Regions from separate parts of the Homo sapiens genome. Here regions 1, 2, 3, 5 and 6 are each linked to region 4. The links are chromatin loops, found by intact Hi-C in ENCODE. Cell type or tissue: CD4-positive, alpha-beta T cell. All regions are shown on one strand. Each heading gives the region's core, and the rest is flanking DNA. Links, peaks and the distances in the headings are about the cores only. Region 1 overlaps RNF111 (ring finger protein 111). Region 2 overlaps FAM81A (family with sequence similarity 81 member A). Region 3 overlaps MYO1E (myosin IE). Region 4 has its middle 7.0 kb from the start of RNF111. Region 5 overlaps MYO1E (myosin IE). Region 6 has its middle 83 kb from the start of GCNT3.

Region 1 (4,895 bases), core at 609-4,608, 64 kb after region 4:
CCTGGCTAATTTTTATATTTTTAGGAGGGATGAGGTTTTGCCATGTTGCCCAGGCTGGTCTTGAACTTCTGAGCTCAAGTGATCCACCCGCTCGGCCTCACAAGGTGCTGGGATTATAGGCGTGAGCCACTATGGCTGTCCAACATTTTTTTTCACAAGTCATATTTATCAACTTTTATTCTTACTGCTTCTGGATTTTGAATCATAATTAGGAATACTTTTACCACTCCAAAGTTCTAGCAAAATTAGCCCATTTCCCCCCAGTCCTTGTACTTAATTCATTTTTAACATTTAGAGCATAGATCCATTTGGTGTTTATCCTTACGTATAATAGGAAAAATGGACCAAATTTTTTTTCATGTGACTATACAGTTGTCCCCAAACCAGTCATTAACATCTTTTTCCTATTGACTTGAGATATGCTACCTTTGTCACATGTTAAATTTTCCACATGCATTTGGGCCTGTTTATGGAGTTTTTACTCCGTCTTATTGCTCTGTCTGTCCATGTACAGGAAGAACACTCTTTTAATTATAAAATCTTTAATGTTTTCCTAGATATTGTTGTTTGTTTATTCCTCCAAGTGAACTTTATAATCAGTTTGTTTACATGGAGGTGTTTGGGGGTGGGGAGGTCTATGATGGTATTTTTATTGGGATTCCATTTGTAGATTACATTACAGAGAGTTGACATCTTGGGATTTTGAGTCCTTGTATTCCAGAATATGGGATGTCTTCATTTGTTGATGTCTAGTTTTGTATCTTGCAGAGAGCGTTTTATGTTCTTTTAAAAATTATTGAGGTATAATTAACTACTATAAAATTCATTTTAACTATTATAAAATTCATTCATTTAAAGTGTACAATTTAGTAATTTTTTTTTTTTTTTGAGACAGGGTCTCATTTTGTTGCCCAGGCTGGAGTGCAGTGGTGCGATCTCCGCTCACTGCAGCCTCCGCCTCCAGGGTTCAAGTGATTCTCCCACCTCAGCCTTCCAAGCAGCTGGGATTACAGGTACCTACCACCTCAGCCAGCTGATTTTTTTATTATTTGGTAGAGACGGGGTTTTCACCATGTTGGCCAGACTGGTCTTGAACTCCTGACCTCAGGTGATCTGCCTGCCTTGGCCTTGCAAAGTGCTGGGCTTGCAGGTGTGAGCCACTGCAACTGGCTGGAATTGTTTAAGTGATTTATTCCTTGGCTGGGCCCTGGTCCTGCTTGTGTTTCTGCACTGCCATTAGTCATGAAGATGAGATACGACATCTATAAGGCTAGTGAGCAGGCTCCTGTAGGTAGGTAGAGGTCAAGGGTGTTTTGAATGGTTTCCGGTATTTGCTATTGTGAAAATGCTACAGTGAACATTTGGGTACAAATCTTTGTGTACATATATGTTTTCATTTCTGTTGGAAAGATACCAACAGAGGAGTCCCAAAGTAGAGTCATTTGCTTATACCTTCAGTAACTTTAATTGTGACTGTAAAAGACGAGAGCAGTGGCAAAAGCATCTGGTAGCAGGAAAATGCTTTTGATAGTAACTAGGCACCCACATGTTTAGTAGGTATGGTACCATGGTGTCATTTATGAAAAGAATATGAGCTTTAGAATTGGAATTAGCTTTGAATTTTAAGTGTTGCTTATTTTCTTGCAAGTCACTTAAACTTTCTAAGCTTCAGTTTCTTGATGAGGCTAGACATGCATAATACTATATGTGGCACAAAGTTTGTGCTCACAGATTGGAAACTGTCTTTTTTTTTCTGGTGGGGGGAGACAGAGTTTCGCTTTTGCCGCCCAGGCTGGAGTGCAGTGGCGCAATCTCGGCTCACTGCAACCCCCACCTCCCGGGTTCAAGCGATTCTCCTGCCTCAGCCTCATGAGTAGCTGGGATTAGAGGCACACATCACCATGCCCAGCTCATTTTTGTATTATTAATAGAGACGGGGTTTTGCCATGTTGGCCAGATTGGTCTCAAACTCCTGACCTCAGGTGATCCATCTGCCTTGGCCTCCCAAAGTGCTGGGTTTACAGGCATGAGCCACCACGCCTGGCCATGGAAACTCTTCTTATTGTTAGCATCATTCCAGTCTTAAGGCACAGAGAGACTAAGGTGATCAGTGAGTATAGTGGCTAACGTTGCTTATTGCTGATGCCAAGAGAATCTGTGATCTCTTACCAGGAAATAGAAATGGGCTTTGAAGAGTTTATAAAGAACTCTCGCAGAGAAACCATTGTTTTTGTTATCATTGTTGTACTACTCATATTCTTTCTGGCCTGGTAGCCAGAGAAATATGTTATTTTTCTCATGATGTTTTAAAAGCTATAAACAACCTAACTAACCTTAAAAAAAAAACAATTCGAAGAAAATCACCCACAGTCCTACCACTGTCTTAGCCATACTCGTTTTTTATCCTTTAGTATTTCTAAATGTAAAAGATAAAATGAAAATAAAGTTGACCCAGTAAGAAGTGACCTATTCTCTTGATTTTCTTTTAAGTCGTGCTATTTAATAAGATTAACTTTATAATTTTTGAAATGTTTCCCTTTTAAAATTTTGGTTTAAATAACTTATCTTAGAAAACACTGGATTGTAGATGCCAAAATGTTGCCTGTTGTGAATATGCTTTAGTTATATAATTTTTATGTATTATGTTCAAGTTATGCATAAAGTCCTTTTTAGAAAAATAATGATGTTTAAGCAATAGAATAAGAGTGCCTAAGCAAGCTATTTTTATACTTTTAGTTACATAATCTCTGTATTCATAAAAAGTTATATAAATTGAATTTTCATGCATTAGCAAAGCTAGCTTTGTATCATTTATCATTGAGGTTTCAAAATGTTACATAAGCCATGTAAAAGGTGTTCGATAATGTTAGCTTATTTTTTACAGTTTTTTTTTTTAAGTGTTTCCTCTTTTTTTTTTTTTTGAGACAGAGTTTTTGTTCTTGTCACCCAGGCCTGGAGTGCAGTGGCACGATCTTGGCTCACTGCAACCTCTGCCTCCCAGGTTCAAGTGATTCTCCTGCCTCAGCCTCCCGAGTAGCTGGGACTACAGGCACCTGCCACCACACCTGGCTACTTTTTGCATTTTTAGTAGAGACGGGGTTTTACCATGTTGGCCAGGCTGGTCTCGATCTCCTGACCTTGTGATCTGCCCGTCTTAGCCTCCCAAAGTGCTGGGATTACAGGCGTGAGACACTGCGCCCGGCCTTAGTTTTTCCTCTTTTTAAAAACAGGTTTTAAAAGAAATTTTGTATACAGATAAATGGAGAAAAATCATAAATGAAGTTGACATATAGATATAACTTTTCTCCATGTCGAATTGGTAATGCCCAGTTTATGGGTTGAAATAAGGAAAGTTTTTTAAAAAATATGACTTGTCGTTGATACATAATGCTTTTAGTTTTAAATGTACTTTTACCACCATACTTAATTCCATATTTAATAATTTGAGTTAATTAACAAGTAACATGTCTGCAAAGTCAATGGTTAGCTGGATTAATATCTCAAGGTTCCTTTTGTACTTCTACCTTAAGCTGCATTGTGTTTATGATTATGAAGCAAGAGTTGGAAAATAATTTGGAAATTCAATCTACAATATTATTTTAAATAGCCACTTGGGTGCTACTGTTTTGTTGTTTTTCTGCCTGTAAGATATATTTGCACTGTTAAAAATGCATTTTACCTCAGTCTGTGTGTGTAATCTTTAGGACTTAAAAACCACTTCAAATATTTTCACATCTCATAACTCCTAATAAATGTTATGTTTTCTAATTGATAATAACATTTCGCAAATATTCCAGAATATAAATACAATATTATTAAGTAATTTTTAAAACGTTTCTGTAAATCAGATAATCTTTCATTATCTCCGTTATTTACCAGTGTCTGCTCCTATTTGCTGCTTTTTTTTTTTTTTCCCTTTAATTTTTTGAGACAGGATTTCATTCTGTTGCCCAGGCTGGACTGCAGTGGCGCCATCAGGGGTCCCTGCAGCCTCAGCCTCCAGGGCTAAGGTGATCCTCCCACGTCAGCCTCCTGGGTAGCTGGTACTGCAGGCACATGCCACCACACCTGGCTAATTTTTTATTTTTTGTGGAAATGAGGTTTCACCATGTTACCCAGGCTGGTCTCGCACTCCTGGGCTCAAGTGATCTGCCCACCTCAGCCTACCAGATTGCTGTGATTACAGGCGTCAGCCTCTGTACCTGGCCTGTTCTGTTCTTTGGAGTATTGTATATTCATATGCAGAAAAGATAAATTTAGACCTTTTACCTGTTGTCTGACACAGAAATTAACAAAGTAGATCATAGACCTAAATGTAAGAACTAAATGATACAAGTTCTAGAATAAGGCATAGGAGAAAATCTCAGTGACCTTGGGTTAGACAAAGGTTTCTTAAATATGTCACCAAAATCACAATCCATAAAAGAAGTTGCCAATTTGAACATTAAAATTAGAGACTTTCGTGCTTCAAAAGACACTATTAAGAAAATGAAAAGGCATGTCACAGACTGGGAGAAAATATTTGCAAATAGTATATCTGAGAAAAGACTTGTATTCAGGATATATAAGGAACTCTTTATTTTTTATTATTATTATTTTGAGACACAGGGTCTCACTCTGTTGTCCAGGCTGGAGTACAATGGCACAGTCTCGGCTCACTGCAGACTCGGCCCCCTGGTTTCAAGTGATCCTACCACCTCAGCCTCCGGAGTAGCTTTTGTTGAGACGAGGTTTTGCCATGTTGCCCAGGCTGGTCTTGAACTCCTAGGCTCAAGCAATCCACTTACCTCAGCCTCCCAAAATGCTGGGATTACAGGCATGAGCCATCATGCCTGGCCAGGAATTCTTATAATTCAACAATGAGACCAAAAGCTCAGATTAAACATGGACAGAAG
Region 2 (4,895 bases), core at 429-4,428, 510 kb after region 4:
ATGGGATCAAATTAAGTTAAAAAGCTTCTGCACATCAAAAGAAGAACAAAGTGGAGGGAGAACGTAGTTGCAAACTCTCCATCTGACAAGGGATTGATCACCAGAATATATAAGGAGCTCAAACAACTCTATAAGAAAAAAATCTAATAATCTGTTTAAAAAATGGGCAAAAGATCTGAATACACATTTCTCAAAAGAAGACATAGAAATGGCAAACACAGGTATATGAAAAGGTGCTCAACATCATTGATCATCAGAGAAATGCAAATCAAAACTACATGAGATATTGGCTGAGTGCAGCGGCTCACACCTGTAATCCCAGCACTTTGGGAGGCCGAGGTGGGTGGATTACTTGAAGCCAGGGGTTTCAGACCAGCCTGGTCAACACGGTGAAACTCCATCTCTACTAAAAATACAAAAAAAATTTAGCCTGGCATGGTGATGCATGCCTGTAATCCCAGCTACTTGGGAGGCTGAGGCATGAGAATCGCTTGAATCCAGGAGGTGGAGGTTGCAGTGAGCCGATATCATGCCACTACACTCCAGCCTGGGTGACAGTGAGACTTAGTCTCAAAAAGCAAACAAACAAAACTACAATGAGATATCATCTCACCCCAGTTAAAATGGCTTTTATCCAAAAGACAGGCAATATCAAATGCTGGCAAGGATATGGAGAAAAGGGAGCACTCATACAGTGTTGGCGGGAATGTAAATTAGTACAACCACTGTGGAGAACACTTTGGAGGTACCTCACAAAACTAAAACAGAGCTACCATATGATTCAGCAATCCCACTGCTAGGTATATACCTACAAGAAAGGAAATCAGTATATGGAAGAGATATCTGCACTCCCGTGTTTATTGCAGCACTATCCACAATAGCCAAGATTTGGAAGCTACCCAAGTGTCCATCAACAGGCAAATGGATAAAGAAGTGTGGTACAGATACACAATGGAGTGTATTCAGCCGTAAGAAAGAATGAGGTTCTGTCATTTGCAAAAACATGGATAGAACGAGAGGTCATTATGTTAAGTGAAATGAAATAAGCCAGGCACAGAAAGATAAGCTTCGCATGTTCTCACTCACTTGTGGGAGCTAAAAATTAAAACAATTGAACTCACGGAGATAGAGAGTAGAATGATGGTTACCAGAGGCTGAGAAGGATAGTGGGGGGTGGGGTGGAAATGTGGATGATTAATGGGCATTAAAAAATAGTTAGAATTAATAAGATCTAGTATTTGATAGCACAACAGGGTGACTGTAGTCAATAATAATTTAATTGTACATGTAAACATAACTAAAAGAGTATAATTGGGTTGTTTGTAATAGAAACAGTAAATACTTGAGGTGAGGGATACCTCATTCACCCTGATGTGATTATTACACATTGCATGCCTGTATCAAAATAGCCCATGGCTCAAACCTGTAATCCCAGCACTTTGGGAGGCCAAGGTGTGCGTGTCACCTGATGTCAGGAATTCAAGACCAGCCTGGCCAACATGGCGAAACCCCATCTCTACTAACACAAACTCCGTCTCTATTAAAAATGCAAAACTTAGCCAGGTGTGATGGCACATGCCTGTAATCCCAGCTGCTCGGGAAGCTGAGGCAGGAGAATTGCTTGAACCTGGGAGGCAGAAGTTGCAGTGAGCTGAGATTGTGCCACTGCACTCCAGCCTGGGCAACAGAGCAAGACTCCATCTCAAAAAAAAAAGAAAAAAGAAAAAAGAAAAAGAAAGTGGCTTCATTACTAAGGAAGAAATACTAAAACCAAAGGAACTTAGTTTTTAATGGTAAATAAAGGGACTTGCTCTGGGAGGAGCCTCTAAGGTCTCTCTCTGTCTAGGCCCCCTAGTTCTCTGTTTAAGTGTGCCTTAGGTGACTGTTGAAAAGGAGTCTCTTATGAAAGACTGAGTTAAACATTCTTATTTTTGCCAAAAGTATAAAATGCTTTTGTGGAAGCACGTGAATTCTTAGATGACTCCCTTAGTGTTTTTTATGTTGCCCAGGTACTCCAGGAGCAGATTCGTGCCCGGGACAACATTAGCTATGGAACTAATTCTGCCTTAAAGACCCTGGAGATGCGCCAGCTCTCCGGTTTGGGAGATCTTCGAGGAAGAGTGGCAAGGTAGGTGTTCAAATGTTGGGGTCTCTGCTCATCAAAAACCATTTTCTATAAACTCCATTATAGTGGGGAATATATTAATGAAGCCCCAAAGCAAATGGCTTGCATTCCTTTAGTACATTCCCTCCCTGCTTTGGCCATAAAATCCAGTGGTAGGAGTTAAACCTGGTTGTGAGGGTGCCATGGGTTTCTTTTGTTACGCAATTGGTGTTGTCTTCCTGGGAAGAAATGATGGGAGAACTCACTCAGCTGACCTTGTAATTTGATAGGGTAAATACTAAGTTTATCGAATCCGAAAATATAAAGTTGAGATAGTTTGTATGTCATTTTGGAAATTTAATTTTTCCTGTTATTCATTTTTATTTTATTTTCGGAAAGTATTGGTCTGGGAAAGATTGGAAACTTAGAAAAAAGATCTTTCTTCTCAGTATGAAAAGTGCTATTTTCTCAAAGTGTGCTGCATGGACCAGCAGCCTCAACAGCACCTGGGACCTTGTTAGAAATGTACTGTCTCCAGCCCACCCTGCAACTACTGAGTTAGAATCTGCATTTTAACAAGATCCCTGAATTCATATGCATGGGAAAGTCCGGGAAGCACTGTACCAGGACTGTGTCTAGGGCTATTTTTATCTGGCTGGGACAAATTTGTCCGAAGTATTTATGGGCCTCTTCTGCCCTCTGCTGGGCCTAAGAGCCAAGCACATTAATGCATATCAGCACCGGAGCTGAGGAGCAAATGGCACTTCCCGTCAGCCTGAGGTGGCAATGAGGGTGGTCTGCATGGAGTCGGGTGGAAGAAAGAACAAGGACCTCCTGCATGCAAGGCCTCTGGAGCAGGGAGGAGTAGTATTAGGGTGTCTTTGTGCAGACAACGTGTCGAGGGCCTTGAATGCTGGACATGTGTGTTTGAGTCTGCTGGGTAAAGATCTGTCTATAATAGCAGAGGGCTGCATGGATTGGATGGGGAACAGGTTGATCACTCTCCTTCTGTGATTTTCTGTCCTCATCAGGATGAACTCCAGTCTCCTTAGTGTGATCCTTGGTGATGACACCCTGTTGACTCCCTCTTCTCTCTCTACCCTTGCACTGTACCTTTCAGCAGTGATCAACTTTTTTGTTAGTCCCTGAATAAACCATGCTCTTCTATTGCTCCACCTTTGTACATGCTGTTCTCGTACCTAGCATGCCTTTCCTCCTCCTTTTCTTTTCTTTTTATTTTTGAGACAATTCTCACTCTGTCTGCCAGGCTGGAGAGCGGTGGCACAATCTCGGCTCACTGCAACCTCCGCCTCCTGGATTCAAGCGATTCTCCTGCCTCAGCCTCCCGAGTAGCTGAGACTACAGGCACTCGCCACCACGGCCAGCTAAGTTTTGTATTTTTAGTAGAGATGAGGTTTTACCATGTTGGCCAGGCTGGCTTCTAACTCCTGACCTCAGGTGATCCGCCCACCTCGGCCTCCAAGAGTGCTGGGATTACAGGTGTGAGCCACCGCGCCCGGCCTCCTCCTTCTTTTCTAACTTCTTTTCAGTCTTTAAAGTTCAGCTGAAGTGTCACCCCCTCTGGGAGTCTTCCCTGACACCCCCACTCCATAGAGCTCTCCTAGCACTCACTGCTCTATTGAGTCTCTCCAATGTCTTCCTCACTCTGCTACCTTTACTATGTTGAAGGGGGATTCCAGATATGTTACCTGTCTATAGCTAAGTGCCTGGAACGGTCTCTGGAAAACAGTAGATACTCAACATTCATCATCAATTTGGATGAAGAAATGACCTGGAAACTCACTATAATAGGACTGGAAAACCTTGACTCCTTGTTTATGCATTTCGGCTTAAAAGAAATCCCAGCTCTGTGATACCTCTCAGAACAGCAGGGAGTTAGAAGAACTTGCGAGCTATAGGACAGAGTAGGGACTTTAGGAGGACTCTGAGGATCTTCGTAGCCGCTTGAGTTGCGGATGAAGATCAAGTGGGAGAATACATGTGAGAGGCTTGGTGCCCTGCATGCGATGAAAAGGGCCTGCAACCAGTGGTGGCTTTATCATCTCAGGGGCAAGAGCAGTGGCATTGTCCTTATGATGCTGGTTCTAATACAAAGTAGAAAAATTATTTTGAAATACTTTCAGGAATCTTATATTCTTCAGTTTCTTATCAACTTCTCTACTCAACTTGTTGCTTCCCTGTAACAAAAACTTTCACTCTAAAGGCATCAAAAGTGTTTGTTATGAGTACTAAATATTTTTGCTTTGTTTTTTTGGCTATATTAGAATGCTGATGAGACTTGATTGTTGAAATGAATTCATGTGAAATAAAAATTCTTTGGAAAAGTTTCTTGGCTTTCTTGTGTTGATTATGTAATTGTATTGGAGGGGTATGAACATTTTAAGTGGTATTCTTAAGACACTAGGTTGCTATATTATTTCATATTTAATTTTATAGTTTTTATGTGTCCATTGGTGATGTAATTAGTAGCAAATGGGCCTTGATTTTTTTCCCCTGTAAATCCAGCTCAGAAGGGCAAAGGCAAGTTCTCCATAAAGATGAGATACACATTTAGCTCATGTGGCATACCGTGTTCTAAACAGGACTTGATCAGACCTGAAGGCCCGATACATAGCCTCCTTTCTCTCTCCTCTCTCTCTCTGAACACCTTTAGTGAGATCTAACTATATAAGTCACCTACTTAAAGCACACAATTCAGTGATTTTTAGTGTATTCACACAGTCATGTAGTCATCACCACAATCGATTTCAGAACGTTTTTATCATCCAAA
Region 3 (4,895 bases), core at 469-4,468, 160 kb after region 4:
GATTCCAGCTTTTCACTATTATGGCAAGAAAACATTGTTTTAGTTTGTTAGGGCTGCCGTAACAAACTACCACAAACCGAGTGGCTTAAACAGCGAAATGTATTGCCTCACAGTTCTGGAGGTTGGAAGTCCAAGACCAAGGTGGGCAGGGCTGGTTCCTTGTGAGGGTGTGAGGGAGAATCTGTTCCAGGCCTCTGTCCAGGGCTTGTGAATGGCTGTCTTCTCCCTGCCTTTTCACATGGTCTTTCCTCTGGCATGTTGGTCTCTGTGTCCAAATTTCCCCTTTTCATCAGGACACCATTATATTGGATTAAGACCCACTCTAATGACTTCATTTTAATTAGTTTTGTTTGTTTGCTCCATAAAGACTCTATTTCCAAATAAGGTCATATTGTGAGGTACTGGTGGCTGGGACTCCAACATCTTCTTTGGAGGCACACAATTCAACCCATAACAAATGTCATAAAAGAAGAAGGTGTTCGCCGATTCCTTTATTTATTTAGGAGGTGGGGGCAGGACGCGGAGTAAGTTTCCTATAGGGAAAGAGTTGAGAAGAGTCTGCAGGGACTGACCTAGAAAGCAGTGACACTCCGTAGTTGGAAAAAAGCAGAGCACATCTTTAAGTACCTGGTGTGAGTTTTGTAAGAAAACCTACCTTATGAATGAGTACAGTGGAATACTACTTAGTACATTCATACATGTTTCTACCATCTCAAGATTTTTATATATACAGTATATGATCTGTTTTTATAAATGTACAGCTTGAAAAAAGATCCTTCTTGTAGTAAGTACAGCATTTAAACACAAACCAATATGGGCCAGCCACATTCTAATTGAAGACCCAGAGAAAGCAAAGCCAGCAGCCCAGCCCCCAGCCCCCAGCCCCTGACCTGCTTGGCGGCCCTGATGGTCCCGGCAAAGTGTAAACCAGTGCCCCTCTGTCGCCCTGGGCTCAGCAGGCCAGCTTACCCTTGGCACGTACATGGGAAGTGCCTGCTCACGCTAAGCCCAGTCTGCAGAGGGCGGGTCCTCCCTGAAGGAAGGTGGCAGAGAGGAATGTGTCTATCAGGTATGGACAAGAGAGATGAAAGAAATGTGCTCTTCAACTAAAGGCACTTGTCAGCGGCCACCTACAGCCATTCTCTAGGCCTGGTGAGCAAGCAGGGTGCTGTTTTGATAGAAGCCTACAAGGTCTGAGCAGACCTCACTTGTCCTCTCACCAGGTTTAAATACAATAAATAAATCTTAATGCATGGTGGTTTTGTCCTCCTGGGTTCCTATGAAGAGGCTACCTTTTAGGATCACTTATGGAGTGATACTCCCTGTCCCCAACCCAGCCTTTTCAGTGTCCTCCATGGGGAAGGTACCAGAATAGCTCCAGGCCTTGGAGAAGCAATTGCTCATTGTGGATTGTAAGGGGAGCCCCTAAATATCCCCTCCCCTGGTCTGTGCCTGGAGCTCCTCTGCCCCATGTGTCAGAGTCACGGGCACCTCAGATCTTGGTCACATAGTTGTTGGGGAACAGGCCCTGCTTGCCTCGTAGTCGACCCGTCCACCAGCCAGAAGGATCTGCAGGGAGAGAGAGGTGGTGGAAGTGAAGATGAGAAAGTCTGTTCTGCCCCAGCCACACACACTCCGCTCCCATGGGCTCAAGTGATTTGGCTCCATCCATGTTGTTTTCCCTTTGTTCTTTAAATCAAAAAGTTTGTTGAAAAAAGTAAGATATCTACCAAATTAATAAAGCACTCAGCCAAGCCCATGGACTGCTTTAATAATGGATATTCAAGGTTGTCTTCCTGGCTTCCACTCCATCCACTTTCATTATGAAGAAGCCAGGAAGTGTGGGTGGGACAGACCTCCCCGTTTCTGGGGACAGCCCCTACCAGGTCTCATCCTCTCAGGGTACAGCCTTTGTCTTGCTACTGAAGTTGGTTCAGGGATGGACACATGGCTAATTTGGTCTGATCAGAATAAAAGTCAGGACTTTTGTCCAATGACTAAGAACAGAAGTTTCAGAGATGATGCACATTTCAGACATGGTTTGATATGTTGGCCTGGAATTGCTGCTGCCGTTTTGCTACCATGAAGAAAAACAGCTTGACAAGGGAGGGAATATAAATAAGGGGGCAGAGCTGAAAGAAGCATTAAAAAAGCTGGTGTCTTGATCAGACTGAGCCTGAGGCCTGACCTGCCTCTACAAATTGCAGTTTGAGGAGCCCATAAATTCTTTTCATTTTCACACTAGATCTTACAGCAATGTGACTGCATGCTCTTTGGGAGGCTGTCCCAGCCAACCAGCCACACACTTACCTTCTTTGATAATATCAATAATGTCATTGGCATTAAAGCTGAGTTCGTCTGTGTCCTGAGCGTCATAGGCATACAAAGCCTTGCACTGTGGCACCTGAGGCTTGGGCTTGGGCTGGGGCTTGGGTCTGCCCCCTGCTGGGGGAGGCCGACTGGTTGTTTGTCTCCTGACCCTGTGGAGAGAGTGGAGCAGATGAGACTGGGCCCCAACAGGGGGCAGCAGCACCGAACGGTGGTTTGGAGCATGGCGGCCGGCACTGGCCTGTTCAAGTTCAAATCCAGCTCCATCCTTAGAAGACATGTGGCCCAGGGTGCAGTCTTTAAACTTGAGGAATAAAAGTAACTTTTCTGACAAGGTTGTTGCAAATGCACATAGCTCTTAAAAACCTTAGCTGCTGTTGTCACTGTGTCCCCAGCATAGAAGGAAATGTGGGAGACACATATCCATAAAAAAGTGTCAAAAGTATACCCATACATTTAAATCAGGAACATTCAGGTATCTGTCCCTCCTTCCTCAAGTTTCGAAATGGAACTTTTGCAGGTGCCACAGAAGCCTGTAGGCATTTCTCCTTCACTGCATTCCCCCCAGATTACCACCACCTTACAGTTTGTATTAACCATTCTCTGGCTCATCTCTACAGTTTGCCACACATGTAAATACCCCTAGCCAATATTTGTGGTCCGACTGTCAACTGTATGAAAGGAATCATATTCCACGGTCACATGCTCAACAACTGGATGACGTGCCCTGCTGATGCCTGCAGCTATCGTTCCTTCACCCTTGCTGCCTGATACTACACCACTGCGCGAGTGAGTGTGTCACAGTTTACTTCTCCAGGGCACTGTGGATGGTCACTTGGGATGGTTCCAGTTTTCACTATTATAAAAAATGCTGCCATGAGATTTGCTCCCCATTCACAACCTTATTATGCCTCAGACCTCACTCCTGTCTACTCCCATCCCATCTATCCACCCACCCTCATTACTCCAGAGACTTCCCTCCCACCAGTTCATTATTACTCCTTAGACTTCCCTCCCATCCCTCATTATTACTCCTCACACTTCCCTCCCACCCCCTCATTATTACTCCTCAGGCTTCCCTCCCACCCCCCTCATTCCTCCTCAGACTTCCCTCCCAACCCCTCATTATTACTCCTCACACTTACCTCCCACCGCTCATTGTTACTCATCACACTTCCCTCCCATCCCTCATTATTACTCCTCACACTTCCCTCCCACCCCTTCATTATTACTCCTCACTTTCCTTTCACCCGCTCATTACTCTGCAGACTTCTTTCCCACCCCCTTATTACTCTGCAGACATCCCTCCTACCCCCTCATTATTACTCCTCAGACTTCCGTCTCACCTTCTCATTATTTCTTGTCAAACTTCCCTCCCATCCCTCATTATTACTCTGCAGACGGCCCTCCTACCCCTTCCTTATTACTCTACAGGCTTTTCTGCCCTCTCATTATTACTCCACAGATGTCCCTCCTACCCCTCATTATTACTCTGCAGACTTCCCTCCTACCTCCTCATTATTACTCCTCAGACTTCCCTCCCGTCCCTCATTATTACTCCTCACACTTCCCTCCGACCTGCTCATTATTACTCTGCAGACTTCCCTCATACCCTCATCATTACTCCACAATCTTCCCTCCCACCCCCTCATTATTAATCCACAGACTTCCCTCTCATTTTATCAATCAGTTATTACTCCTCAGGTCTCCTTCCCATTCTTTCATTATTACCCCTCAGAGCTCCCCTTTGCCCCTCCAAAAATGTTGCTGTAAATATTCTTATACAAGAGTTTATCCAGAGCAGTTTCTCAACATCTGCACTACTGACATTTGCGGCTGGGAATTCTCTGTTGTGTGTGTGTGTGTGTGTGTATGGGGGTGGGTGCGGGAGGCTGTCCTATGCCCTGTAGGATCCCTGGCCTCTACCCACTGGATACCAGTGACACTCCCTTCACCCCACTGTCATAATTATTAAAAATAACTCCAGTGCTCTAACCCTAATCCAGATCTTCTAGCTTTAAAGTTATTCTTCCTATATACTATGCTGCCTTAAGTCACCATTCATACATTCTTTCAAAGGTGTGTAAGTTCAACTTGTTCCTATTTAGTGAGATCTTTACACTTATACCTGAAACATTTATTAAATATGTTCATAAAAAGCATTTAGCAAAAACAAAAAGGAAAACGGAAACATGGAGAACATTTCTTTTTTTCCACTTCGCTTAAGGACAAACCAAAGTAAAGGCTACATTCATTTCCCTACAAAACAAACTTAAGATTTCTCCCTCAAGAAGTTGGGCTGGACCTCAACAGGGTGGGGCTGGCTGTTAGGTCTGTGCACATCATTCACACCTACAGGAGCAAGGAGGAAAAGGGAGGGCCTTCCTGGGGCCTGAGTTCTGGAAAGAACAACCACACCCAGTTTTGAGCTGTGCTCTCAGGAGCCACAGCCTGCTGGCCTTGCCCAGGTCCTGTGATGACAGATGTTCATGGGGTGCTGATGAACAACCTGGATCACAAAGGGGTGGCTGGGGGGAACACTGACTGCCAGCAGGGTGGTGGACTGT
Region 4 (4,895 bases), core at 619-4,618:
ACACAGATACCTGTACATGAATGCTCATAGCAGCATTATTTATGATCATCAAAATATGGAAGCTTGAGTGTCCATCAATGGGTGAATGAATACATGATTTTAGAATTTTAGAATTCCTTTTCAGTTTTGGGACATTTTTATTTCTTTTTTTTTTTAATTTCTTTTTTCCATTTTCTTTGTTCTCCCTTGGAAGAACTTTTATTAGACTTTTTTTTTTCTTTTAAATGAGATGGGGCTCTCTCTGTGTTGCCCAGGCTGGCATCAAACTCCTGGGCTCAAGGAATCCTCCTTGATTATAGGTGTGTGCCACCGTACCTTGCTTCTATTAGATATTTTACTTCTAGGGTTGGACTTCTATCTCTCTTATCCTTTCCTTCACATTTATTTTTCTTTTTGTCTTATATGCTGGAATATTGTCTTTCTTTTATCTTTTAACCCTTCTACTGAATTTTAATTTCAGGAATCGTATTTTAATCTCTAAAGATTCTTTCTTCCTTTTTAAAAAATAACATCATTTTCCTATTGTAAGAATGCAGTATCATTTTTAATTTCTGAGGATATTAGAGAGTTTAAAATATTTTCCCTCTTATGTTTTTTGAATTATCTCCATTCTCTATTGTCATTTAAAAACCGTTTATCGGCTGGGCACAGTGGCTCATGCCTGTAATCCCAGCACTTTGGGAGGCTAAGGCAGGCGAATCACCTGAAGTCAGGAGTTCAAGACCAGCTTGAAACCTGGACTTGAAACCCTGTCTCTACTAAAAATACAAAAATTAGCCAGGTGTGGTGGTGTGCACCCGTAGTCCTAGCTACTCAGGAGGCTGAGGCAGGAGAATCACTTGAACCTGGGAAGTAGAAGCTGCAATGGGCCAAGATCACGCCACTGCACTCCAGCCTGGCAACAGAGTGAGACTCCATGCCAACAGAGTGAGACTCCATCTCAAAAAACAAAAACAAAAACAAACAATAAAAAAAAGTTTATGAAAACTAAATGTGGCTGGGCGCAGTAGCTTACACCTGTAATCCCAATGCTTTAGGAGGCCAAGGTGGGTGGATCACTTGAGGCCAGGAGTTCAAGACCAGCCTTGGCAACATAGCGAAACCCCATCTCTACTAGAAATACAAAAATTAGCTGGGCATGGTGGTGCACACCTGTAATCCCAACTACCCGGAAGGCTGAGGCAGGAGAGTCGCTTGAACCTGGGAGGTGGAGGTTGCAGTGAGCCGAGATGGCGCCATTGCACTCCAGCCTGGGCGACAGAGCAAGACCTTGTCTCAAAAAAAAACCAAAACCAAAACCAAGAAAACCCTAAGTGTGATGTCTGTGTGGAAGGGTGCTGCCTACCACCAGGCATGTGTGGGCAGGTGGGGCCTATACATCTTAGAATGTGAAGTATTTATCACTGCTTGTCTCACCAGCTGTTCTGGTTCTTCTCAATTACTTCAATGTGTTTCTTTACAGAACTCCCTGCTCCTGTTTTTAGCCTAGGACTTAAAAGCCTAGATGCCACATTTTCTTTATGTGGTGAGAGAGAGGTGAAAAGGTTTCACGGGATTGTGCCCAGAGAGACTTATGATTAATCTCCTCTGGTTTCATTTCTACATTTTACTGTTGGCCTCCCTTGCCTTTGGCCTGAGTCCATAGCCTGTCTTGTATTCTGCAAAGCATAGCAGCTTGCTTGTTGGTGCAGCCTTCTTTGACAGTAGTTAATGGTGTAGCTTTTTTTTTTTTGAGACGGAGTCTCGCTCTTGTTGCCCAGGCTGGAGTGCAATGGCTCCATCTTGGCTCACCGCAACCTCTGCCTCCCGGGTTCAAGCGATTCTTCTGGCTCAGTCCCCTGAGTAGCTGGGACTATAGGTGTGCACCACTACGCCCGGCTAATTTTGTATTTTTAGTAGAGATGGGATTTCACCATGTTGGTCAGGCTGGTCTTGGACTTCCCACCTCAGGTGATCCGCCGGCCTTGGCTTCCCAAAGTGCTGGGATTACAGGCGTGAGCCACCCTGCCCGGTCTGGTGTAGCTTTGATACTTTGCTATAACAATCACTAGTCCTCTGATTTTTATCTTTCAGATATTAGGTGGAATAACTTGCTTGCTAATGACCTTCTCCCATTTTCATTTGTGTTTTGTACGTTTTTAATTCCTTTCTCGTTTGTCAGGGTGATGTTGGGATGATAAACACCTGTGGCCAGTCTAGTCTGTTATCTGCTACTGAAAAAGAAAATTTCATTAAATAAAACAATATTTGCTGTATGAAGATTATCTTAAACGTACATCTTTGAGGAAAAAAATGCTAGAGCTTTACAGGTTTTGCAAAATGAACTTAATGTTGAGATGTTTAAGCAATTTTGATTCAGTAGGTGGCACTCTTTCCTAGTTTAACTCAATTCTAAATTGTGAACGGTTTGAAAATAGATTTTTCTTATCGGTATAATTTAAATAGATTGGGTTTCAGAGTTTCGTGATTGTCAACCTTAATCACTTGATATTTTCAGAATTTAAAAATACTTAAGCAAATTTTAAAATTAAGATATTAAACTAAAATCTCTAATATTTACAAATTTCTGTTGCATAATAGTGATTTATGTTCTGTCAAAAGTCAAAAATAATTACAATCTTATCAGAAGCCCTGACTGCTAAAGGTGTTTGGATTCAAGTTATCGAATAAATTTTTAAAATTCCCTTTTAGCACATGGGCACTTTCATTTTATTCTCTTTCTTCTTCTTCTTCTATATCTTTATCTCTGAACAGTCCCCCAATATATCAGTGTTTTTAATGTACTGTATAATAATTTTTTTCTTTCTTTTTTTTTTTTTGAAACATGGTCTCACTGTGTTGCCCTGGCTGGAGTGTAGTGGCTATTCACAGTCACGTTCATAGCACATTGCAGCCCTGAGTACCTGGGCTCCAGTGATCCTCCTGCCTCAGCCTCCTGAGAACAATGTACTATATAATCTTTCAACTGAGCAAAGCACAGTCTCTGCAATCCTGTAACTTAAAATCATAATCAAGTATTAGTTTGTGCAATTAAAACTAATACTAATGTAGTTTAGAGAAACTTTTAAATGATTTTGGAAAACTTTGCATGATCTGTAAATAATAACAAGCAAATGCATCAAAGTGTCTTTACTTCCTGTTCTGAATTTGCAACTAAGTAGCCAGTATGTAAATCACACTTGAAATTGTAATATAGCGTTCTCATAAATCTAATTAGGTCTGAAGCAAAATATGAAATGTTAGAACTTTAAGGCACTTTGGAGGTTATCCAGTCTAACTTTTCAATGATCAGAAACTTTTGTTTTTTTTGAGATAGGTCCCACTCTGTCACCCAGGCTGGAGTGCAGTGACGTGTTCATAGTTCACTGCAGCCTAAATCTCCCAGGCTCAAGTGATTCTCCTGTCTCAGCCTCCTGAGTAGCTGGGACTACAGGCACATGCCATAATGTCCTGCTAATTTTTTTGGATTTTTAGTAGAGATGGAGCCTCACTATTTTGCCCAGGCCGGTCTTGAACTCCTAGGTTCAAGTGATTGTCCCAACTTAGCCTCCCAAAGCACTTAGATTACAGATGTGAGTCCCTGCACCTGGCCAGAAACTTGTAATTGTAAAAAAGATTGCTAATAGAGGTGAGCGCATTAAAAATTCTGAATTTTAAAAGCGACATTGCAAAAGCATTTCAAGAGTTAACAACAACTTAATGAAAATGCTCACTGGTAAACCTCTGACTAACTTTAACCAAGTGTGTAAAAATATTGGTAATTAAAAGACTAAACTATTTCTGAGAATGGTTATCAGTCAGTTGGAAATCCTTGCTTGTGGTTCTAGGCTTACATTACCAATGGTGAATGGCAGCTTTCACTTTCATTTTTCTACACTTTTATCTTAAAAATATACTTTCACAGAATGAGAGAGCCTCAGACATGCCCAGAATTTGGCCTGATAACCAGAAACATATCATGATATTTGAAGTTTTGCTCATCTGCAAAATTCCAGGCATTCTGTGTCCCCTGGTTAGTCCATAATTTGTTACCTCTGTTTTTTAGAAACAGAGTCACAGAGATAGTATTAGTTATTGAGTCGTCTTCTTCTTCTTCTTCTTCTTCTTCTTCTTCTTCTTCTTCTTCTTCTTCTTCTTCCTCTTCCTCTCCTTCTCCTTCTCCTTCTCCTTCTCCTTCTTCTTCTGACAGAGTCTTGCTCTGTTCGGCATGATCTTGGCTCACTGCAACCTCCGCCTCCTGGGTTCAAGCAATTCTCCTGTTTCAGCCTCCCAAGTAGCTGGGATTACAGGCGTGTGCCCAGCTAATTTCTTTGTGTTTTTAGTAGAGACGGGGTTTCACCATGTTGGCCAGCCAAGTCTCGAACTCCCAGCCTCAGGTGATCCAACCACCTCGGCCTCCCAAAATGCTGGGATTACAGGCATGAGCCACTGCGCCTGGCCTCTTGATATTTCAAATATATCTTGAAAGTTGCCTTCCAAAGAAAATTGTAAATTTATTAGTTGATAAGTACTCATCACAAAGGTATTGTCTTTTGAGGTTATCCTTCTGCTAAATAGCTCCTCAATTTTTCAGAATCTATGATTGCATTGATTGCAAAACAGTTTAGTAGGATAAAGGGCTGTGTCTAATTACTATCTATCTGTTTCTATGTACATATAATAAAGATTATATAGTACTATATGTAGTATATGCTACATATATAATCTTTAAAAATAGTCTCTTTCCAATCACATAGCCTGAAATCATTTTTTATCTAGATACGTATTTTTTGAGGTGAAGTCTTGTTCTGTTGCCCAGGCTGGAGTGCAGTGGCACGATCTTGGCTCACTGCAACCTCCACCTCCTGGGCTCAAGCAATTGCCTGCCTCAGCCTCTTGAGTAGCTGGGATTACAG
Region 5 (4,895 bases), core at 449-4,448, 270 kb after region 4:
CGAGAGACCCACGAGCCAAATATGAGCGGCACTGGGAATTTTTCCCTTTTATCTTTACTACTGCAAAAATTACATATTTCAAATCTAAAATATATGTTGAAGCACACGGGTCAGAAATCTTAGCTCCAGTGATGACTACTATCTCCTTTTCCTCTATGAAAACTCTCTTACTCAATCAGTCAGCAAATCCCACTGATGTACCTTCAAAATATCTCTCGCCTCTATTTATTATTTAAAAAAGTATTTATTTAGCTTCTATGCAGGATGCACCTGACAAAGACTTTGCAAACTGGTATTGGATATATTTAGGACAGATGGTCTACTCACCAGAAAACAACTGCGTCAGGATACTTCAAATAAAAAAAGTAGAAACAGCACCAAATGGGATGCTTTCCAATTGACATCATATTTTTTAAACAGCCTAAGGTGCAAGAGCTGATTTAGGCCAAAAGTGATAAGAATTCACTTTTGATGGCAGCAATAAAACTGCCACATAAATGTTCTCCAAGGCCCGATGATTCTCCATGGGTCAGTTGGCAAGGGCTTCAGAAATGCCTCTGGCCACATTGTCAAGATCTTGTCTGGTGATGGAGAGATGGTAGAGATCATGAACAAAGCTTGCCAGTTCTTCCTTTACCACATCATGACCTTTTTGTTAAACAGATTTGCAGAGATGTCTCTTGACATCCAAAGGTATCACATATGTGGTTTTAATGCACAAATCCAAATTCTGGATTTTGGAGAACAGATTAATGAGCTAAGCAGATATGGGTGGCTCATTTACTGGGCTCACAGGTACCTACCAAGCCTTCAGGTGCTCATTATCATTCTTTTTTTAAATTTTTTAAATTTTTAATCTTTTTTTATTTTTTGAGATAGAGTCTTGCTCTGTCATCCAGGCTGGAGTGCAGTGGTGCCATCTTGGCTCACTGCAACCTCTGCCTCCTGGGTTCAAGTGATTCTCCTGCCTCAGCTTTCCAAGTAGCTGGGATTACAGGTGCCTGCCACCACACCCAGCTAATTTTTATATTTTTAGTAGAGATGGGGTTTCACCATGTTGGCCAGGCTGGTCTCGAACTCCTGACCTCAGGTGATCTGCCCACCTGCTGGGATTACAGGCGTGAGCCACCATGCCCAGCTTCACTATCATTCTTAATGATGCTAATGTAGCTATTGCTGTTGCATTTTTCTGTTGGCACTGCCCAGAGTCTACCTTCACACTTGCCCATTCCTTTATTTCTTTACAGGCTTACTGAAAGTCATACGTCGGCTTCCTCCTCGCCTTTCTAACTCAGGTCAGGCCCTCACTGCTGCAATAGATTTCCATATTCCCTCAACATCCCATCTCTTTTCTACCAATAACCTTATCTTTTTGAACCAGGTGTCAGTGCTATCATGTCTCTGCTCAGAGGCCTGCTATAATATAGAAATAGGCCATAGAGAACCATGAAAAGAAGGGGAAGACTGAGCTCTGGCCCCCAGACAAATCCACTGGATAACAAGTCAGGTAAAATACAGAAACTGCCCAGGTATGGCCATTTGGTGTATAAATGCATCTTCACCTCTTGGTAAGAAATCAAAGCTAATGTGTCAATAAGGTCATGTTCTTCTGTTAACTAAGTCTGTGCGTCATTTATCCTCCGTTGATGACAAGCCCAATCATCATCCTCCTGGGTATGCAGAGAGCATCACGGCCAACAATGACAAAGGGTTAGTTTTAAAAAGCACCTGAGTCCAGCCTGGGCAACATAAGAAGACCCTGTCGCTACAAAAAATTTAAAAATTAGCCAGGCATGATGGTGCGCATCTGTGGTCCCAGCTACTCGCGAGGCTGAGGTGGGAGGATCGCTTGAGCCTGAGAGGCGGAGGTTGCAGTGTGTTGAAATTGTGCCACTGCACTCCAGCCTAGGTGACAGAGCGAGACTCTTTTTCAAAAACTAAAATAAAAAAGCACCTGTATTTGTGGGGACAGAGTGAGAGACTTTAATCCTAGGAGCTCAAGTCCAGGGGTAACTAACCTGGCGAACCTGTCCTGACCTCTGTCCTATGGTATATGGTAGCTATTACATCTCCATTAAAATATGGGAAATTTGAGACCTAGAGAGACATCACTGCTAATAGGTATAAAGAAAGTGCATAAGGTTTGAAGTCAGACAGGGCTAAATTCAAATAGAGGCTCTGCCATCTACTAGTTTTGGATCTTGGAATTCTCTTAAGCCTCATTTTTTAGATGCAGCTTCAAAAAACAATGCCAACAGAGTGGTAAGGATTAAGAGACAACCTATACGAAAGCAACCAGCAGAGGGCAGGCACTCAGGAAGTCTATCTTGCGGGGTCTGATGGTGCTAACAGCAAGAGGTGACCTGAAATCAGGATTTCAAGAGCCTTAGCCCTGGCTTTTAAGCAGAGTGAGCTGGGGGAGCTTGAAAAAAGGTATTAATGCTCCAAGGCCACCACAAATCAGTTGAAACAGAATCTCTGGAGGTGGAGCCTACATATCTGTAGAGCCACTGAACTAGTAAGGCAATTCAGGAATCAGAAATACTTATCCCTAGAAAGTTAAATTGGTGAACCTAGGCCAGCCATGGCAGCTCACGCCTATAATCAGAGCACTTTGGGAGGCTGAGGCAGGCAGATCACTTGAGGTCAGGGGTTCAAGACCAGCCTGGCCAACAGGGCGAAACCCCTTCTATACTAAAAAATACAAACAAAAAATTAGCCAGGTGTCATGGCACACCCCTGTAATCCCAGCTACTCAGAAGGCTGAGGCAAGAGAATCACTTGAACCCAGGAAGCACAGGTTGTGGTGAGCCAAGAGTGTGCCACTGCACTCCAGCTTGGGTGACAGAATGAGACTCCGTCTCAAAAAAAAAAAAAAAAAAAAAAAAAAAGATAAATTAGTGAACACAAGGCATGGTAGATAAAATTAGCATCTATAGGCCGGGTGCGGTGGCTCATAACTGTAATCCTAGCATTTTGGGCGGCCAAGGCAGGTGGATCACTTGAGGTCTGGAGCTCATAACCAGCCTGGCCAACATGGTGAAACCCTGTCTCTACTAAAAATACAAAAAAATTAGCCAGGCAAGGTGGTGGGCGCCTGTAGTCCCAGCTACTTGGGATGCTGAGGCAGGAGAATCGCTTGAACCCGGGGGGATGGAGGTTGCAGTGAGCCGAGATCACACCACTGAACTCCAGCCTGAACGACAGGGTGAGACTCCATCTCAAAAAAAAAAAAAAAAAAAAAAAAGTTAGCATCCATAGAAGCCACTCTTCCTGATTTGTCTGCCAGTGGGCTGAGGAGGAAGGCATAGGAAATATCCAAGGTCAACCCCAGGTGTTTATTCCTTACTAGAAGTTGGCCTAATAGACATCAGGGCTTGGCAGGAGAGAGTGTAGGTTAATGAAAGGGGGTTGACTTACAGCAGAGTCAGGACAGGAAAGTAAACAGCAGAGATGGGGGGTTTTCTCCAAGTAAAAAGACTGTTCTGCAGACTAGAGCAACACCCTTAGTTCATGTGTTCACATCTTCAGATAGAGGTGACTGCTGTGAGCTGATTTAGCAAATACGATCATCCCTTCGCTCAGAATTCACCCCTCTATCCAGCGTTCTCGTGGTAATCTAGCTCCCTTCGTGGACTGTGTTCCAGGGCACATAATCGGCTGTCCACAGGCAGAATTCTGCCTATGCAATAATGAATTGGGGTCTGATTCACACTTCCTTGTGAGTTTGCTTGGCAAGTCAGTCTACCCAAGGCTGCTCAACTCCAGCTGTTTTGACAAATCAAGTTTGTAGATGGACCTAGGCTTCCATGGAGCCCTGTGCTTGAGAAAGCAGCACGTCTCCTTCCTTGATTTATTTCTTTCAAAATCCACTTTGTGGCCAGGCGCGGTGGCTCACGCCTGTAATCCCAGCACTTTGGGAGGCTGAGGCGGGTGGATCACGAGATCAAGAGATCAAGACCACCCTGGCCAACATGGTGAAACCCAGTCTCTACTAAAAATACAAAAAAAATTAGCTGGGTGTGGTGGCAGGTGCCTGTAGTCCCAGCTACTCAGAAGGCTGAGGCAAGAAAATCACTTGTACCTGGGAGGCAGAGGTTGCAGTGAGCTGAGATCACGCCATTGCACTCCAGCCTGGTGACAGAGCAAGACTCTGTCTCAAAAAAAAAAAAAAAATCCGATTTGTTACACTCATTTCTAGTCTTGAAATGGTCAGGTGCCTGTCCATCCTGTCACCGTATCCACTGCGTTGGAAAATATGAGTAAGACTGACAGGAAACTAGAAACGCCGCCTTTATGGGCTGCATTATGCCATCTAAAGTGTCATTTAGACAAAGTCACACCAGGGAAACTGGGAGGTGGAAGTCTAAAACACCACCATAGAAATTAGGTCATCGCTCACTTTTTATTTCCTAATTAAATGACACTAAAGATTCCTAGTCTTTCCAGCCATGCCAGAATCCCTTAGCATGAGGAGCAGGCTTCTCTTCCAGCCTCCAAGAAAATGGTTTTTTCGTTTGTTTTCTGCTCACAAACACATTTTAAAAGGCACCATTCAACTCGGCCCCTAACAGATGGAGCACCTGCCCCATCCAGTGTCAGGGGCTACAAACTTGGCCTTTCCACCCAGAACAGGATTTCCCTGCCTTTCCTCCTCTCCAACATTATTTGGAAGGAAGAGTTCCAAAACCAGTTCCTTCACAGGTGAAAAAGCCAAGGCCCAGACAGGTGTGAGGCGTGCTGCCCAGGGTCAGGTGAGCATGAACCACGGCATGCCAGAGGTTTCCAATTTGCTTTCTCAAAGCAGACAAACCACAGCCCTGGTGCAGAAGAGAATTAACTCAAGGGCTCAGGCTTTTGCCCTCGGTGACTGGGCGGTGATGTCTATGCCCCTG
Region 6 (4,895 bases), core at 330-4,329, 550 kb after region 4:
ATTGAATCATGGGGGCCGGTTTTTCCCCTGTTGTTCTCGTGATAGGGAATAAGGCTCATGAGATCTGATGGTTTTATAAAGGGGAGTTCCCCTGCACACACACTCTTGGCTGATGCCATGTAAGACGTGACTTTGCTCCTCATGCGCCTTACGCCATGACTGTGAGGCCTCCCCAGCCATGTGGAACTGTGAGTCCATTAAACCTCTTTCCTTTATAAATTACCCAGTCTCAGGTATGTATTTATTAGCAGCATGAGAACAGACTAATACACAGCCCTATCTACAGCTCTGCACCATCATCTGTCAGCCTAAAATGAGCTTTGGAGCTGGAAATCCTCTCCAGTCTCATTCCTACAATATTATGTCAGTTGTCCCTGTTAGAATAATTTCCTAGGTCTTTATTTTTAAGATTTTATCTTTAAGCAAGATGAATAAACTCTAGAGATCTGGCCAGACATGGTGGCCCAAGCCTGTAATCCCAGCACTTTGGGAGGCCAAGTCAGGTAGATCACCTGAGGTCAGGAGTTTGAGACCAGCCTGGCCAACATGGTGAAACTCTGTCTCTACTAAAAATAAAAAAATTAGCCAGGCGTGGTGGCATGCACCTGTAATCCCAGCTACTCGGGAGGCTGAGGCAGGAGAATCACTTTAACCTGGGAGGCAGAGGTTGCAGTGAGCTGAGATCATGCCATTGCACTCCAGCCTGAGCGACAGAGCAAGACTCCATCTCAAAAAAACAAAACAAAACAAAACAAAACAAAACACAACTCTAGAGATCTGCCGTATAACATTGCACCTATAGTCAACAGCCATGTGTTATACACTTAAAACTTCGTTAAGAGGGTAGATCTCATGTTACATGTCCTTACCACAATAAATTTTTTAAAAAAGATTTTTATCTCATCTGTCAGTTCTGATCAGTAGATAGAGGTGCCTGGAGCACTGTGTTGGGAAGGATTTGGTGGCTGGCACCGGATGCAGGGGGAAGAGCCAGCCCAAGGCCGATGGGGTGGTGTCTTGTGAACTGTGGGTCTGCCAGGCTTGCCCTAGGGCATCCTGGGCATGTGGGATGCCTGGCAAGGGCTTGTTGGCCAGGGGAGTCCAGGGATTCTGATGCTCCCTAGTGAGGGGCCCCTCGCAGGTCTGGGATGAAGGTGAGTCACAGTGAGGCATTCACCTTGATAAATTTAGAGGGGCACCAAATACTCTAAGATTACAATATTTTAATGTAATATTTTAAAAGATCACCATTAATACTAAAAAATTCCAGATGAACAGGGCCAGGCGCGGTGGCTCACACCTGTAATCCTAGCACTTTGGGAGGCCAAGGCGGGCGGATCACGAGGTCAGGAGGTCAAGACCATCTGGCTAACACGGTGAAACCCCATCTCTACTAAAAAATACAAAAAATTAGCCGGGCGTGGTGGTGGGCGCCTGTAGTCCCAGCTACTCGGGAGGCTGAGGCAGGAGAATGATGCGAACCCGGGAGGCGGAGCTTGCAGTGAGCTGAGATCGTGCCACTGCACTCCAGCCTGGGCAACAGAGCGAGACTCTGTCTAAAAAAAAAAAAATTCCAGGTGAACAAAATATCAAATCTTAACTAAAGACCAGATCTGACTGTGCTATGTGGTGTCATTTTGGAATTGAGGCAAAAGACAAAGTATTTCTCTCTATATACATGTTTTTATGCAAAAATTGGACATATTTTTTGTGAGGGTTTTTTAATTTTGATTTTTAGAAATATTACATTAAAATATGATTTACTTGGTTATTGAGGTTTTGGTCTTCCCCTCTCCTTATCACTTTTTTTTTTTTTTTTTTTTAAAACAGGGTCTCCCTCTGTCACCCAGGCTGGAAGCTGTGGTGTGATCATAGCTCATAGCTCATTACAGCCTCAGTCTCCTGAGTAGCTAGGATTACAGGTGTGCACCACCATGCCTGGCTAATTAAAATTAAAAAAAAAATTTGTAGATATGGGGTCTTACTATGTTGCCCAGGCAGGTCTTAACTCCTGGCCTCCAGGAATCCTCCCAACTCAGCCTCCCAAAATGCTGGGATTACTGGTGTGAGCCACCACACCCGGCCTCTCCTTACCTTTTGCATTTGAGGCTGCTTTACCCTAATCCTGACCCTGCCCTGATATCTAGAAATTTGGAGCTAAATTCAGTGCTTAGTTTTTATAATTAGCTTATCTTGGGGGTATCTGATTGCTTTAGATGGTCTCTGGTCTGTTTTTATTTCTAATTACCATGCTTTGTTTAATTTTCAAACTTGTAGTTTAATTATTCTTTAAACCGACTTGGGCCACAGGTAAAGCAATGATCTGACTCTGAGCAGGTGTGACTCCTCTGAGACATGGAGGAAGAGAGGGCGGGGAGCGAAGATGTTTGCAGATTTCCAGCACTTAACTGCCAGCCGCCAGAGAAGTGCGAGGAGCTCTCCACAGCACTACCAGGCCCGCCCATGGGATTCACTGTCCTTTGCTGCCCCCACCTGGAGAGAATGAAAACTCCTAGGGAATCTGTTTCACTAGGGAGAACCCAGAACCAAGGAATGCCTCGGGAAAAGAGCCCTTGGAGATCATGAAACCGCTAGTGCAAAATTATAGCTGAGACAGCAAAAAAGATCTGACCTAGCCAACTCCATCTTGCTTCTAAGCTCCAAGCTGTCTTTGTTCATTCCTGGGCATAGGCTGAACTAAGTTTGGGAGGAACTTAGTTTCTTAAAACAAGGTGATTAACAGCCCTTTCCCAAAACAAACCGCCTTCTTGCCTGTATTTAATGATAAAATACAAGTTAAAGAAGATTTTTTTTTTTTTTTGAGACGGAGTCTCACTCTGTCACCCAGGCTGGAGTGCAGTAGTGCAATCTCGGCTCACTGTAGTCTCCACCTCCCAGGTTTCAGCCATTCTCCTGTCTCACCCTCCCCAATAGCCGGGACTACAGGCATGAGCCACCACTCCTAGCTAATTTTTGCATTTTTAGCAGAGAGGGAGTTTTGCCATGTTGGCCAGGCTGGTCTGGAACTCCTGACCTCAAGTGATCTGCCTGCCTTAGCCTCTCAAAGTGCTGGGAATGCGGGTGTAAGCTACTGTGCCCGGCCAAAGATATATTTTTAAGCAAAAATTGTTTAAAGCTGATTTTAATGTTTAAAATGTACCTACATCTTGGCCTGGTGCTGTGGCTGACACCTGTAATCCCAGCACTTTGGGAGGCTAAGGCAAGCAGATCACTTGAACTCAGGAGTTCAATACCAGCCTGTGCAACAAGGTGAGATTTAGTCTTAGCTACTCTGGGGACTCAGGTGGGAGGCTCACTGAGCCCAGGAGGTCGAGGCTGCAGTAAGCTGAGACTACCCCAATGCACTCCAGCGTGGGTGGCAAAGTGAGACCTAGTTTCAAAAAATAAATAAATAAAAATAAAAGTTTACCTACATCTTATTAAATATGGTTTGTTTTTGGGTTTTTTTTGTTGTTGTTGCTTTTTGTTTGCTTGTTTGTTTGTTTTTTGAGATGGAGTCTTGCTCTGTTGCCAGGCTGGAGTGCAGTGGTGTGATCTCGGCTCACTGCAATCTCTGACTCCCTGGTTCAAGCTATTCTCCTGCCTCAGCCTCCTGAGTAGCTGGGATTACAGGCATGTGCCAGTACGCCCAGATAATTTTTGTATTTTTAGTAGAGACAGGGTTTCACTATGTTGGCTAGGATGATCTTGATCTCCTGATCTTGTGATTTGCCAGCCTCGGCCTCCCAAAGTGCTGGGATTACAGGCGTAAGCCACCACGCCTGGCCATCTTATTATTATTATTTTGAGACTGAGTCTCTCTCTGTCACCTAGGCTGGAGTGCAGTGGCGCGACCTCGGCTCTCTGCAACCTCCGCCTCCCGGGTTCAAGCGATTCTCCTGCCTCAGCCTCCTGAGTAGCTGGGATTACAGGTGAGTGCCACCATGCCCGGCTAATTTTTGTATTTTTAGTAGAGACAGGGTTTCACCATGTTGGTCAGGTTGGTCTCAAACTCCTGACCTCGTGATCCCCCCACCTCGGCCTCCCAAAGTGCTGGGATTACAGGCGTGAGCCACCACACCTGGCCATCTTATTAAATATTTTTTATAAAAATAAGCCTATTTATGATTCAGGCATTCAATGTCCATCTAGTTGCCAATGTGTTGTCCTTTCAGCCACGTGGCTAATAGGGGCTTCCTGCTCTTATAATCTCTGGATGACTCATTATCTCCTGGTTGGCTTCTCAGTTTCCATAATGTGGGTGACCAATTCCCTTTATTAAATTATCTGTGTTTGGAATACCTAGGGAGGATTCTGTTTTCTTGAATGGACCCTAACTGACGTAATGCTTAAGGAGAGTAATTTGCTTCTGTAGCTATCACACTGTTTCTCCATAGCACCTATCTGCTTTTCCTTTGGTGCTGTGTGGCTCTCGTGTTCTAATAAACCAATACCCTCTAGGGCTAGCTAAGGCTTTTTGAGTACCCGACATTGTGCTAGGTGCTCATCCCTGTGTCCGCGAACAAGTCCTGGACAGAGCAGACCCTTGTCCTTGCCACAGGCACCTGCTGGTCCATCACTTCCTCTGGCCTCACCCAGGAACCCTCTGGCCTAGAGTTTACCTGTCTAGCAGCTGCTGTGCTGCTGCCCAAACCATGTTGGGCGGGACCAAATGCCGGGTGTCTTTAGTAAGTCTTCACCTTCCCTCTTCCTCCTACAAGGTTCTCAGCTACCTCCAGCCTACCTGGGCATTTTTACCAGTTTGTCCACTGCAGAGTTTCACCTCAAGAGGAAGAAAAGGGAGAACACGTTTGTCAACGTTCCTTTCTCCTCCCCACACTCCACTTGTGTGAAAAAGAGAACCGGCTTTCTATTTCTGCTTCCTCTCTAGGGTG

The links. A loop is a pair of places that touch in the nucleus more often than their neighbours do. Peaks named below come from ENCODE experiments on the same cell type or tissue, not always from the same donor. Only the 100,000 strongest peaks of a DNase experiment are listed, where the experiment ranks them.
Region 1: a loop joins it to region 4, with 2.4 times the contacts of the local background. A loop is called at or near these places in 15 of 110 quality-filtered maps.
Region 2: it touches region 4 in a loop (9-fold over the local background); 95 of 110 quality-filtered maps call a loop at or near these places.
Region 3: a loop joins it to region 4, with 6 times the contacts of the local background. A loop is called at or near these places in 25 of 110 quality-filtered maps.
Region 5: it touches region 4 in a loop (6-fold over the local background); 9 of 110 quality-filtered maps call a loop at or near these places.
Region 6: a loop joins it to region 4, with 6 times the contacts of the local background. A loop is called at or near these places in 21 of 110 quality-filtered maps.

The regions. Positions count from the first base shown.
Region 1 is chr15:59,042,285-59,047,179 of GRCh38, forward strand. All of the region lies in intron 2 of RNF111 (ring finger protein 111), which reads left to right. Among named protein-coding and RNA genes, the nearest start is that of RNF111, 57 kb to the left of the region's middle. In CD4-positive, alpha-beta T cell, for the core only: no CTCF peak of the experiment used is centred there; no DNase peak of the experiment used is centred there.
Region 2 is chr15:59,490,262-59,495,156 of GRCh38, forward strand. FAM81A (family with sequence similarity 81 member A) reads left to right here. Exons shown (of 9, transcript NM_152450.3): 4 at 2,010-2,128. Among named protein-coding and RNA genes, the nearest start is that of FAM81A, 55 kb to the left of the region's middle. RefSeq lists an enhancer at 2,868-2,917. In CD4-positive, alpha-beta T cell, for the core only: CTCF peaks have their summits at 2,778 (motif pointing left) and 2,980; a DNase peak (open chromatin) is centred at 2,820.
Region 3 is chr15:59,135,888-59,140,782 of GRCh38, forward strand. It overlaps MYO1E (myosin IE), which reads right to left. Exons shown (of 28, transcript NM_004998.4): 27 at 2,311-2,480; 28 at 1-1,569. The coding sequence ends at 1,493. Among named protein-coding and RNA genes, the nearest start is that of MIR2116, 33 kb to the right of the region's middle. RefSeq lists an enhancer at 2,323-2,617. In CD4-positive, alpha-beta T cell, for the core only: CTCF peaks have their summits at 2,516 (motif pointing right) and 2,717; a DNase peak (open chromatin) is centred at 2,464.
Region 4 is chr15:58,978,178-58,983,072 of GRCh38, forward strand. No RefSeq gene overlaps it. Among named protein-coding and RNA genes, the nearest start is that of RNF111, 7.0 kb to the right of the region's middle. RefSeq lists enhancers at 1,211-1,310, 1,701-1,750. In CD4-positive, alpha-beta T cell, for the core only: CTCF peaks have their summits at 2,358 (motif pointing right) and 2,558; DNase peaks (open chromatin) are centred at 2,364 and 3,854; H3K4me3 peaks cover 807 bases; H3K27ac peaks cover 681 bases.
Region 5 is chr15:59,245,264-59,250,158 of GRCh38, forward strand. The region is part of intron 4 of MYO1E (myosin IE); the gene reads right to left. Among named protein-coding and RNA genes, the nearest start is that of LDHAL6B, 41 kb to the left of the region's middle. In CD4-positive, alpha-beta T cell, for the core only: a CTCF peak has its summit at 2,272 (motif pointing right); a DNase peak (open chromatin) is centred at 2,318.
Region 6 is chr15:59,526,602-59,531,496 of GRCh38, forward strand. No RefSeq gene overlaps it. Among named protein-coding and RNA genes, the nearest start is that of GCNT3, 83 kb to the right of the region's middle. In CD4-positive, alpha-beta T cell, for the core only: a CTCF peak has its summit at 2,504 (motif pointing left); a DNase peak (open chromatin) is centred at 2,460.